Regions from separate parts of the Mus musculus genome. Here region 2 is linked to region 1. Evidence: chromatin loops called from intact Hi-C (ENCODE). Cell type or tissue: left cerebral cortex. All regions are shown on one strand. Links, peaks and the distances in the headings refer to the core of each region. The heading gives the core; the rest is flanking DNA.

Evidence for each region. A loop is a pair of places that touch in the nucleus more often than their neighbours do. Peaks named below come from ENCODE experiments on the same cell type or tissue, not always from the same donor. Only the 100,000 strongest peaks of a DNase experiment are listed, where the experiment ranks them.
Region 2: it touches region 1 in a loop (2.1-fold over the local background); 4 of 42 quality-filtered maps call a loop at or near these places.

What each region holds. Positions count from the first base shown.
Region 1 is chr7:114,133,866-114,140,823 of GRCm38, reverse strand. No RefSeq gene overlaps it. Among named protein-coding and RNA genes, the nearest start is that of Rras2, 20 kb to the right of the region's middle. In left cerebral cortex, for the core only: no CTCF peak of the experiment used is centred there; DNase peaks (open chromatin) are centred at 2,587, 2,920, 3,003 and 3,625; H3K27ac peaks cover 1,031 bases.
Region 2 is chr7:114,193,908-114,200,865 of GRCm38, reverse strand. No RefSeq gene overlaps it. Among named protein-coding and RNA genes, the nearest start is that of Copb1, 57 kb to the left of the region's middle. In left cerebral cortex, for the core only: a CTCF peak has its summit at 4,115 (motif pointing right); no DNase peak of the experiment used is centred there.

The DNA.
Region 1 (6,958 bases), core at 2,428-4,927:
GAGGAGGAGACTCTCGTGCTTTTTCTGCTGTACCAAACTGCTTGGTCTTGGTCTTGGCTTTTTGGGGGCGTGCGGGACGAGAATAGGGACTTACTAAGTTTCCCCGACACAACTTGAGCTTCCAGTCCTCCTGCCTCAGCATCCTAAGAAGCTGCAATTCCAGGTCTGCACAACCAGGCCCAGCCCAAACTGCTGTTTGAAAAGCCTTTTATTAACGTTGGTGAGATAACTCAGAGCATTAAAGGTGACAGCTGCCCAGCCTGATGACCTGAGTTCTATTCCCTGGACCACAGTGGAAGGAAGGAGAGAAGCAACCGCTAGAAGCTGTTCTCTGGCCTCCATATACATGCTGTGACATCTACACACACACACACACACACACACACACACACACACACCTACTGCTACTACTACTCCCACCAAAATAACAACAACAACAAGTAATAATAATAATAATACAAACCAGTCTAAGCCTACTCAGATGAAGCAGAAGATCGCCTAACCTCAGGAGTTTGAGACCAACCTAAGCTACACAGCAAGACCTTATCATCAACATGAAGGGGGAAGGGCAGTGGTTAAGAGCTCACGCCTCTGCTCCTGCAGAGGACCTGAATTTGACTGCTAGAGGCATCCTTGTTGTGTGACTCAGGGCTGCTTATAACTCCAGCTCCAGCGGACTAGGATGCCTCTGGCCTCCTGGACGACTGCACTCACGTGCAGTCACTCACATACACAGACACGGTTAAATCTGCCAGGCAGTGGTGGAACACGCCTTTTACCCTAGCAGAGGCAGAAGCAGAGGTAGACGGATCTCTGTAAACCTGAGGCCAGCCTGGTCTACAGAGTGAGTTCCAGGACAGCCAGGACTTACAGACAGAAACCTTTTCTTGGAAACATAAAAAACAAAAACTACAGTTAGGAGCCCCTCAGCATTGGTCTGCCATTCTCTTCACAGTACCTCCAGTGTGGTATCTATTCCTCGATCACTTCCAGGCTAGATGGCTCCTGTGGAAGTGGCCACATCTGCATCTCCAGGTGCTGCTGAAGAACTTTCCAGAAAGCTGTGGTTTGTTCCCCACCAAAAGCACATCACAACGGTTCTTGGTACTGGCGCAATGGGGCTCAGCGTGGCCAGTTAGAGTCAAGGAAATTCACATCTTGCCTTGAGTGTGTGTCTGTGTACTTGCTTTGTGTTTTTAATTGTTTTTTTGAGTGGTATGGGAGGGAACAGTTGAGAGGGGATCCCCCTTTGTTCTAGAAACTGTGGGTTTGGACAGAAATGTCAAGTTTTAGGTGTTAGTTACTCTGAAATCTGAAACTCCAGGGGTAGAGCCCAGCAGGTGATCTGATTCATAGTGAAGGATGAGAAACAGCAGCTGAGGTGAGAGCATGGGAGTGGAGACATGATTTCAGACTACAGACCTGTGGAGCACAGAGAACAGAGGACTAGAAAACAAGCTCCCGTTTACTGCAGTACCAGTGTGAGTTCTCTCTCTCTCTCTCTCTCTCTCTCTCTCTCTCTCTCTCTCTCTCTCTGCATGGGTGGGTGGGTGTGTGCCCGTGGGTGTGTGTGTGCCCGTGCATGTGCATCTTTCTGGGTTCCAATTCTCAACTGCTTCAGAAGGTGATGAGAGCTCTCACTTGGTAACTCTCTTAACTCTGAGTCCTGGAAGATGACATAGATCTATTTGGGTCTGTCCCTTCTAACGTTTGTAAGGAAAAGGAAAATGGCTTCTCCCTACTCAGCTAGGTTCCTTGGCTAGAATGCAAACTGACCAACATAAGACAAATCAACAGAAAGGAAAGGGATTTGGGGGGCTGGAAGGAGATGTCTCATAAGGAAGAGGAGGAAGAAGAGGGGGACATGAAAGCTGTCTTGGTGTGCAGGTGTGCCCTCAGGCAAAAACACTTGTGGGAGAAGCGCTCTCGGTTTTAACATTCTGACTGATTTCTCCGATTGCACACGTGTGTGTATTTTGCCTGACTGCATGTATTGTGCCAAACAAATGTATGCCTCGTGCTTGTATACGCCAGAAGACAGCTTTAGAGCTCCTGAAACCAAAGTCATGGATGGTTGTGAGCCACCGTGCAGGTGCTAGGAGCTGAACCCTGGTCTTCTGCAAGAGCACTAAGTATTCTTGAAGGCTCAGCCATCTCTCCAGCCCCTGGAGCTTTCTTCTTAATTCAGATCCTTCCCTCAAGATTTTCTTTCTAGATGCAATTTTTTTTTTTTTTTTTTTTTTTTTTACACAAAACAGACTTGAAAGCTTCTCCCAAGCCCGCAGTTTCTCAGAATAACCAGCTTAAAATATGCCGATGGTGCACTATATTTGGGGATAGCATATTCTGGTCTCCTGCAGTCATCTTTTGGGGTGGCAAGTCCTGTGTCCCAGCACATTCTAGCACTCCATAGCTCTACTCTCTCTCCAGTGATACTGAGAGCTATTGGGAGCAAACCTTGTTTGTTCTCCATTGCTGTGGCACCTGCAGGAGGCTGACAGCCCATCTCAGGGCCTCTGGGGGTACAGGAGGGCCAGATTTCTATCACAGAGCATTTCCTTTCAGTTCTGTCCTGAAACAGTGTCATTCTGTGGGGACAGAAGCCAATGCACTAGAAAAGCATCCCAGGAACCGCCTACCTTACTGTGTTTCCAGTTCTCGCCAGCCAACCTAAATTCAACAGCTCCCGAGGGTCTGCCCTAGGCCCTGGAAGCTAGAGGTGTCAGCTTGTCATTGGAAGGAAGGAAGGAAGGAAGGAAAGAAGGAAGGAAGGAAGGAAGGAAGGAAGGAAGGAAGGAAGGACTTCCCCTCCTTGATCTGACTAGTTGCTCTTTTTTGAGTTTGCACATCTTTGAAGCAGCCGCCTTGTGAGATGTGTGAAAGGTGCGGCTGACAGTATAAAACCTAAGCTAGGTGTTATAGCCAGCTCAGTTTTCAGGGCTCAGTCCCCTAGGACTGCAGACACACCTCTCTAAAGAAATCTGTGACAAAAAGACAAAGGTATCAACACATTTCAGCCTCCGGGATGGAGGATCTAAGTTATATTCTGGGCCAGCAAGACAGCTCAGCCAGCTGAACACTTGCCGTGCAAGTCTGAAGACCTGAGTCCAATCCCTCAGGCGCATGTAAAGGTGGAAGAACAGAGACAGAGGCTACGGAGTTGCCCTCTGACCTCCTCCTGAGTACTGTGGCAGGGGTGCACCTTCCACCATATACACATTTATACAATAATAATAAATTAGGTAGAGTATTTTTCAATATCCTTCCCCTACCCCCAGAAAACTGGACGTAGTGGTGTATGCTATTAATCCCATCACTTGGGAGGTAAAAGCAGGAGAATCTCTTGAGTTTGAGGCCAGACTGGTCTACATAGTGAGTTCCAGGACAGTCCGAACTACCAGAAAAACTCTGTCTTCAAAAAAAACAATATATATTTCTTGTATATTGAACTTCACCCTCACTTTTCCTAGAATGGCTAATTCTCCTGTCTAGAATACCACTCGAGGGTTTTCAACGGCCAGTTGATAGATAGACAATTTGGCTCCCGCTTTGGCTGCATCATTAATAGTTGTTTAGAAGCACAAGTATTGTGAGCCTGCAGAAAAATATATGCACACATCTGGGTCTCCTCACAATGCCAGAATGTATTGGGTAACGGTACATTTATAAGCCACATTGTTACCAAGTAATCTGGATTTCTCTGGAGAGCTGCCTGTTAGCAGTTACTGGCTCTTTTATTCCAATCTTAGCTATGTATAGATCATACATTATAGTGTGTGTGTGTGTGTGTGTGTGTGTGTGTGTGTGTGTGTGTGTAAAACAGAATGGTTGCAAAAGGATGAAAGAGACCACAGAGTATGAGAGGTCCTACTGAAGACAGAGGCAGAGATCGAGCAGTGGTTAGGTATTAATGAACCCCATTTCAGGACTGCTAGGGGTGCACAGAACCCCTAGCTTTGGAAGCTCGTACAAGGCAAGTCATTGTAAAGGGCAGAGCAGTTCCTGACAGAGGTCTATGACAATGGGAACAGGCCAAGAAGTGGGGACTGCACTGGGCTGAAGCCCTACAGCTTGGAGTTTTGCACCTGTTATGAGATAAAATGACGGACTGGTGGGCCCGGCTCCACGCCATCGCCATCACAGTATTTCCCTCTGTTTATGGGATCCAAGTACGGTTGTTGAATCCTTTGTTTGGTGTGGCGGGTTCAATTCAAGGGCCTGACTTTCTGATATGACTTTAATATGTCCATTTATCCATGTGTACTCAAGTCTACCTCAGTGATTCTGCAAGTGGTTCCCTTGCGTGAGTAAGTTGTGTATCAGTCTGTGCCTCGTGGTTCACGCTGGGCAGGTGGTAGTGTCTGTGTGCACAAATAGGATGCAGAGTCATCTAGGACTAAAGGCTGCTTTCTAAGGTGGAGTCACCAAGGCAAGGCACAGCCTGAAGCCACCGGTCCACACACTAGTGAGTAACATGGGGCAGAGCACAACATGAACTCTATAATATATATCACATATGTGTGCACATAAACACACATACACACACACTCAGAGGCAAATACACACATATACAGAGGCAAACACACCCATAAATAAACAAACAAAAATAGCAAAACAAAGGAGAACACAGTATTAATATATCAATATTATACTACAATTGTATCCTACAATGTACTATAACTGGCTCTAATTTTAAGAAGACATTCTATTAAACAAGATAAAGGAGACATCAAAAGATGAATATTGTATGATTCTACTTACATGAAATGTCTGGAATAGGAACATTTGTAGACTTGGAAATAAGTTTAAACTAAGTAGAATAACATACACCTGTAATTCCAGTAATTGAGAGGTAGAGGCAGGAGGATGGCATGTTTGAGGCTATCCTGAGCTATATAGCAAGATCCAAACAAACAAAACAGACTGAAGGTAAAAGAATATGGGAAGTTTTCCTCAAAAATTAAAAGCGATTAAATGAGACAGGGTGTTTTTGTTTGTCTTCATACAGGGCATGAGGTTGGAAACAGTCTTATGTCGCCCACACTGATGTAGAACTCTTTACATAGCAGAGGATGACTTTTGCCTCCCTCCCTCACCTCCTCCCTCACTGCCCGTTTAGGTGCTGTAGTTGCACTTGAGCACCTGGTTAAAGTAGACGCTGAGGTAAGCAGCTAGCACAGTGTTAGAGCCTTTCTCTCTAGCCCGGGCTAAGTTGGAGCTCTCTGTGGAGAGGAGCCTGGAGCTCATGGATCCTTCTGCCCCGGTCTACTGTGTGCTGAGATAGATCACAGGTGTCTACCATCATGCCCAGCTCCACATCTGGCCTCATAACTGTAAGCTACTGCATATTCTGTTTGTAGCTTTCTCTATCTGTCCATTCAGACTACTCTAACAAGAGACCTTACATTTGGTAACAGAAACTGACTTCTGGAGATTGGGAAATCTGAGTTTAGGATTGCCCGGAGAGAGCTGTGCATCATGAGCTGTGATTCTGCGTCCTCCCAGATGGAAGGGCCAGGCAGGCTCCCTAGGCTCTTCATGGGGGGCACTAACCCCATTCACGAGCCCAGCACGCTCCTGCTCTTCTCATGGTGCAGCCCCTCGTTACCTCATCCCCTCCTAAAAGACTTCCAGCAAGGGCTCTAAGGGGTTAACCTTTCTCTAGGAACTCTCCCGCGCCAGAGGATGAACAGTCTCCCAGGAAGAGATGGATCTCACAGCTCTGATCATTTCTCTCGCAGCTAAATCTCCCCCTGGCCTTTTGTTTCATCATTTCTAGACATTTTATCACTGCTACAGGCAAGGTGAGGGAAGCTGAGAATTTCTATCTTTCCAGTTCTATCAGGACAGAACTAGATAAAATTTCATTTTCTTTTGCAAATTCTTGTCCCCTGGTTTTTTTTTTTTGTTTTTGTTTTTGTTTTTTTTGTTTGTTTTGTTTTGTTTGTTTTGGTAAGGTGTCGAATGGCACACCTCAGATTCCAGTAACAGATTCAGCTCACAGGGCATCAGATTTCAACAACAACAACAACAACAAAAATCTGGGGCGGATAGGTGCATTCAGATCAAGACACCCACCTTCTATTTTTGTTTTGTTTTTCTTCATAAGTAGATCTCTGTCTCTCTCTGTCTCTGTGTCTCTCTCTATGTATATGATATATATGATGTATGTATATGTGCATATGTATGTGTCTTGGTATGTAGCTCAGACTACACTTGAACTTCAGGGATCAAGCTGTTCCCTGCTAGCTTCCCAGGTAACGGCGACTACAGTCATACACACCAGGAAGAAAAGCCTTTTCCTTCCTTTCTCCTTCCCTCTCACTCTCTGTCTATCTTTCTTTCCTCTCTCTTTTTCTCCTTCCTTCCTTCCTTCCTTCCTTCCTTCCTTCCTTCCTTCCTTCCTTCTTTCCTTCCTTCCTTCCTTTCTCCCTCCCTCCCTCCCTCCCTCCCTCCCTCCCTCCCTCCCTCCATTCCTTGGGTGGTTTGCCTGCACGTACGTCTGTGCCTTGTGAGGTCAGAAGAGGTTGTTGGATCTCTGGAACTGGAGTTACAAATGGGTGTTGTTAGGTCTCAAACCCAGGACAAAAGGCTGAGGTGGCTATTTTACATATCAAATGGTCCTGGCCCCCAGGTTCTCCCAGCCTCCCTCAGTCCCTTCCTGTTGTAGGGTGCTCTGTGCCTATGCACTCCGACCCCTACCCTGAACTCTCAGGTCCCAGGGCTCACCTGCCCTTCCCCCAGCTGCTCTTTCCTATATAATCCAGTTGGTTCGGCTGCCTTAGTCCTTTACCCGCTTTACCCTTTGCCCTTTTGTTCTCCTGGTCTCCTGGCTCTTCTCCCCTCTCTTCACACAGTCTGGCCATGCTCACTCCGGACCCTTCCAGATGTCTCTGGCTGTACTCTTCCTCATATCTGTCTACAATGAACCTTCACCTCAACCTTTAGAGCAGTTCTA
Region 2 (6,958 bases), core at 2,935-5,434, 60 kb before region 1:
AATGAGAGCTGCGCTTTCACACTATGACAGCCTGTGGTTGACAGTAAATTGCAAAGAGATTAAGCAAGAATATGAATGTGGTGTTCCCATGGCAGCCAGGCCTTTAGCAAACTCATGGAGTATGCTCCCACATGGGATCAGGAATTATCTTTTTCTTTTTGGCCAAAGAATGATGTGAAGGCAAACTTGTAACTGTAGGTCCATACCCTGGATTCCAGTTGGGACTCCACCCTTAATGTCAGAGAGCATAATAGCTCTTCTCTGGCATGATAAAGGGTCAGCTCAACTGATGCTTCTTCAATAAATGCAGCACATTTCGGCTCAGGTGTCCCTCTTCCAGGCTCATGCAGGGCTCATGCAGGGCTGCACCACTATTGTTAGCATTTTGTCTAAGCTCCACCCCACAGTTACCTGGCAACAGCCAGGTATGCCTGACTCACTATAAAAGGGGCTGCTTGCCCCCTCTGATTTCTCTTGTTCTTGCCTTCTTGCTCCCACTCTGTCCCCTTGCCCCTTCCTCCCTTTCTTCCTATTCCCTTCCCCACTCTCTCCACTTATTCATGGCTGGCCTCTATGTCTCTCCTCTCCTCTCCTCTCCTCTCCTCTCCTCTCCTCTCCTCTCCTCTCCTCTCCTCTCCTCTCCTCTCCTCTCCTCTCCTCTCCTCTCTCTCTCTCTCTCTCTCTCTCTCTCTCTCTCCTCTACTACCCCTTCAGTATGAGCCCACCAAGGCACCTCCTTCCCCCATACCTGACTACACATCCACCAAAACATCCCCTTTCCCCTTATCTTTTTATAAACACATCAACTATACCATATGGCATAATGGAGTAGGAAACTGTGTTTGTCTCTCAGGCTGGGAACTTCAAAAGTATGGATCTGGGCTGTTTCATCTCACAGTCACCCTGCCTATCTCAGTTACTGACAAAGAGTAGCACTCAGTAAATGTTTTAGTATTTACCCAGCCTTCTTCCCAAGCCTATTCTAAATTTAGAGTAAGGAATCAAGAACTTGGCTGCAAATGCTGCCATGAAGTCATTATGCAATAATAGTAACAGCAACCTATATGTGTATGTAGATCACCGCAGTTTTCAGCTCCCGATCACCTATTGGATCCACATGATAATCCTGATAGTGTTCATTATTTCACAGTAGGAAAACTGAGCTCAAAGATTGACGTCATGGGCTAGATTGCTTAGCAAATAAATGACAGATGCTGAACTTTGACCAGAGCCTCTCCCCTTTTGACTATATGTCACTTTTACTGCTGACTCAATCCTTGAAACTATTGAAAAACAAACAAATTAAGCTAGCTGCTAGCAGTGCAGGCCTTTAGTCCCAGCTCTTTGAAGGTTGAGGTAGGTGGACTCAAGTTTGAGGCCAGCCTGGTCTACACAGTGAATTCTAGGATAGCCAGGGATACAGAGAGAAATTCTGTCCTGAAAAGCCAAAAAAAAAAAAAAAAATGGAAAAAGAAAAACAAATTGTCAAAATATCTACAAATTTAGTTTCATGGACGTCTCCTGCTTGGCTAACTGTCAAGGTCACATCTTCCTGTCCACTCTCCCCGTCTCTGGTTAGCTGCCTGTTCCATACACCATGGGCACCTGAGCTGGCAGTGTTGTCCTTCAGTCCCCATTGGCACTAACCTCCACAAGCTTGATTTTGCTGATTCTTAAAGGTTCACGCTGTCAAGCTCAGCCAGTCAGAGCCTTCGCCTGGGGCTTTGGTTTGTATGGCTGGTCCAAGAAGAAGTGGACTGATAGGAAGTCTTGTGCTTGAGGCTCAAACTATTTTTTTAATTTGTATATATCTGTATGTTTTGCCTACATGCATGTATGTATGTATACCACAGGAAGGCAGTGCTGAAAGAAGGCAGAAGAGGGTGTCGGATCCCCTGGGACTGAAGTCACTGGTGGTTGTGAGCCATGTAGATACTGGGAACAGAACTCGGGTCAATTTGAAGAATAGCCAGTGCTCTTAACTGTTGGGCCTTCTCTCCAGTCTCCATCTCTTGTTCTGAACTGTTGGCCACAGTAACCACCCATTCAGAGCCACTTCAGCCATTTATTTCAAGGGTTAGACCATGGACCTTCCTTAGTTGAAATTGTGCTCTACTTTAGAGGCCTTAGAATCTATTATAGCACATTCCTTGTCCCCTTCCCCCCATAAAACTACTCTTGGCAATTGACTGCTTCCTACTTCATAGGAAATTTAAAGTTTCAGGTGTGAACTTCCTCAATTTCCTGCCTCCACACCCACATATTTAGCTACTGAATTTCCCTCATTTCCTTCCTGACAAAATCAAAGAGAGTCAAGTCTCTTTTCTGAGGCCTGTCATTGTCCCATCCACCTTCTCCAAGACCAAATACCATGCTGCTCTGCCACTCCTCAAAACACAGCTCTTTTCTGTTTACAACAATTAAACACAAATTTATAAACATTGTCTCTCTATTATATTCAAAGGCTGATGTGTATACAAGAGATCTGATTACAGGCCCGACTTTGGTATTGTTATCCATATGGCTGCATCATATTCTGTAAACACCCCCTCTCTCACCTTCTGATTTATTATAATAAAAAGCTGATGGCCTATAGCAAAGGCAGGAAAGGAAGGCTGGGACTTCCAGGCAGAGAGAGAACTCTGGGAGAGGCTCAGTGGTAAGAGAATTCGCCAGCAGCAAGCCCTGGTACTAGAGACTGAGACGCAACAAGCCACAGGCCAGACATAGAATAATATAAATGGATTAATACAAGTAGTAGGTGCTAGTTAATTGGGAACTAGAGAACCAAAGGCCTAAAGCTACTTTAAATAAATATAAATCTCCTTGCCATTATTCAAAGCTAGGATGAGCATAGACAGGCCTTACAGTTATACAAATTTCCTTGTATCCCTCAGCCTAACTACTCTTTTACCTCTCCTCTTTCCTTTATAACAAATTTTATAGTCTATGCTTCCAATAATGAAAATAGAGGTGTCCACCAAGTATTGCATCTACTCTCTGTATTTCTGCAGCTTTGGGGCTAATTAGGTGGCTTGTATAGCACTCTAGACCAAAGCACAGAGTGGCTGGCCTGAGAGCCCCCCCATCCTCTACCCCACCCCACTTCCCCAACCCCACCCACTCATCCTCTACCTCACCCCACTTCCCCAACCCCACCCACTCACCCTCTACCCTACCCCCACCCTTCACCCAGCCCCCCACATGACCCTACCCATTCTCTACCCTCCATTCCCCACTCCCCCACCCACCCCCACCCACCCTCCTCTACCCTCACCTCTCTACAGCCCTCCCAGTCCCCCACCCACTCTCTACCCTCCCCTCCACCCCACGATCCCTTTGCTTTACAGTTTTATGAATCACTTGTAGAAGAAGTTGGAATTCCAACTTAAGATATTGGAACTAGGCTTGGGGCATGGCTACATGGTAGAGCACTCTCCTTACATGTACGAGACCCTTTGGGTTCTGTCTTGGCAAAGTAAAAGAAAAGGGGGAAAAAAGGAATTTCTACCACCCTGAGCTCATCAGTGACTGTAGAACTGTCTGGTCCCATCCTACCCACTGACTATAGATATAAGAAAAAAAAAAGCTTTATAAACTGTGTATGGTCGTTCTTGGCTGTAATCCTGGCTCTCAGGAGGTTGAAGTAGAAGGATCAGGCATTTTAGGGCTTCTCTGGTTATAGAGTGAGTTAGAAGCTAGCCTGGGATCCATGAAATCTTGTTTCAAAATTAAGAAAAGAAGCAAATAAAAGCAGTTTTGTGCCATTATCACTGAAATTTCAAGGTTCTTTTTATTCTAACATAGCTTTATACTTTATTTAGTTAGGTTTTGGGTTTTCTTTTTCTTTCTTTCTTTCTGTTTTGGAAGGGGTGGTTTTTTTGGTTTTTCGGTTTATCAAGGCAGAATTTCTCTGTGTAATAGCCTTGGCTATCCTGCAACTCATTTTGTAGAACAGGCTAGGCTCAAACTCACAAAGGTCTACCTGCCTCTGCCTCCCTAGCCTAGCACTTTAAAATTTAAAAGAATAATATCACTCCAGACATGATTTTTTTAAAGATGTATTTATTTATTTCATGTATGTGAATACACTGTTGCTGTCTTCAGATGCACCAGAAGAGGGCATCAGATCCCATTACAGATGGTTGTGAGCCGCCATGTGGTTGCTGGGATTTGAACTCAGGATCTCTGGAAGAGCAGTCAATGCTCTTAACTGCTGAGCCATTTATCTCTCTACCTCCCAGACATAATTTTTAACCTTCTTCCTCTCTGTTGTCATTACTCATATAAATGCTACCACAATTCTATTTAGTTATTTAGTTTTTATGTATATGAGTGCTTTATCTGCATGCCAGAAGAAGGTATTAGATCACATTATAGATGATTGTGAGCCACCATGCGGTTGCTGGGAATTGAACTTATGACCTATGGAGAAACAGTGTTCTTAACCAATAAGCCATCTCTCCAGCCCCCAATTCTTTTACTTATAAGTCAATGATTCAAAGATTTGACCAAGACCACTATCTGCTAAAGCTTCCTCCTCCTCTGCCTGATGTGACATTGTCATGTCTTGGTTTTCTTTTTTGTTTTTCTGGAACATGGGATTTGTGGGTAAACAGGATTGGTTTTTTTATTAGTGAGGAATCACGACTCTTTCAATTTGTGCCTTGTTATTTAAAGATTTCTTTTTACTCTGTGTGTGTGTGTGTATGGTGTCTGTACATGAGTACAGGTATTCTTGGAGGCCAGAGATGTCAGATACCCTGGAGCTGGAGATATAAGCAGTTATGAACTTCCTGACACGGATGCTGGGAATTGAACTCAGGCCCTTTGCAAGAGCAGTGCATGTTTTTAATTGCTGAGCCATCTCTCCAGCCCTTGCGCTCTGTTTTTAAAGACTCCTTTGGCTTTCTCAATCTAAGCATTTCTAACTGACAACCTTGGCTCTTCTCCTTCCTCCAGAACCTATCTTTCCATCCTTCTATTTTACCACGTTCTCTGCATGGCTCACCTCGTGCCTAGCACAGGCTTGATGAAGGATTTCTTCCCTTGGATTGTTCCCAGGCTGCTCTTCATGAGCGGTGGTGGGAAACCTGAACGTTCAACAGAATGAAATTAGATCCGTATCTCTCACCCTGCCTTTTCAAAAGCATTAATTCAAAATGAATTAAAAACCTGGATTTAAAATCTTAAACACTGAAACTTCTAGAAGAAAGCATAAGTAGGTGTAAGAGAACTTTCTGAAAAAGACTCCAACAGCACAGAAATAACCCAGCAAGGGCACTGCATCAACTTAAAAAGCTTCCTTCCCACAAGGGAACTATCAATGTAATGAAAAGACGGCAAAGATGAGGATGGAAGAAAATCTTTGGTAGTTCCACTTCAGACTTCAAGTTAATATCTAGACTACATAAGGAGCCACAAACATGAAACACCAAAACAAGTAAATAAATGATCAATAAATGGGTTAGTAGACTGAACACACAAATCTTTTTATTATTATTTACTTTATTGGCTTTTTTATATAATGTATTTCTATCACATTCTTTCCCCTCCCCCAACTCCTCCCAAGTCCTCCTTACCTCTCTACCCATCCAGCTTCATCATGTTCTTTCTGTCAGGAAATTCACACACACACACACACACACACACACACACACACACACACACACTCACACACACACACACACTCACACACACACACACTCACACACACACACACTCACACACACACACACACACACTCACACACACACTGGGATGTGTTTTGTGCTGGTCAATCCTCTAGAGTGTGGGATCTGCTCTAGCATGTGACCGATAAAGCCAGTGACACACAACTGGAGAAAACTGACTTTCCCTCTCCCTGCAGATATTAATGGCAAACAGCTTTTTGGTTAGGGGTGGGACTTTGTGCCCACTTCCCCTTCTCTATGCTGGGGGTTTTTGTTGAAAAGACAATTCTTTTTTGTTTTGTTTTGTTTTGTTTTTTTCGAGACAGGGTTTCTCTGTATAGCCCTGGCTGCCCTGGAACTCACTCTGTAGACCAGGCTGGCCTCAAACTCAGAAATATGCCTGCCTCTGCCTCCCGAGTGCTGGGATTAAAGGCATGCACCACCATGCCCGGCTGAAAAGACAATTCTTAAAAGAAACACAAATGGCCCAATGTTTTCTTAAGTGTTCGACATCCATACTGGTTAGAATGGAGATTAAAACTACTTTGAGATTTCATCTCATACCAATCGGAATGATTTTCAAGAAAGCAAATGACTGCAAATGCTGGCTCAGTTGTGGGGAAAAAGGAATTCTTCTTACTCATTGCTAGTAGGAGTTTAAACCAGGGCAGCAACTATAGAAATCAGTATGGAGGTTCCTCAAAATACTAAAAATAGCCTCAGCTGTACCACTCATGGGCACACCCCCCACCCCCCTCGCATGCACGCACAGAGGCAGGCACCACTCGTATGCTTAGTGCCATAAAGGTTAGAAGAGGGCATGGGGTTCCCTAGAAACCGGAGTAATAGCTGGTTGTAAATGTGAGACCTGGGAATCAAACCAGAGTCCTCTGTAAGAGCAACAAGTGCCCCTAACCATTGAGCCATCTGTCCAGCCCCCACCAAAGGACCCTTATCATAGGGACACTCATATAGCCATGTTAGTGTTTTGTCACAGAACTAGGAATAGAACTAGAAGTTCATCAATAGATAAAGAAAATATACACATAAACTGTAAAGGTTTATATAGCCATAAAGAAAAATGAAATCATGCCATTTGCCTAGGAATGCATAGAATGGGAAATTATAACACTCTAAGTAAACCAGAAAGACCCAGAATGATAAATAACACATCTCTCATATATGGTCCTACTTTTGAATCTTTATATGTTTGAAGGGAATGTGGGTCATGAAACTAGAAAGAGAACCTTGAAAGGGGAACTAGAAGGCAGAACGGGAGGGAGAGG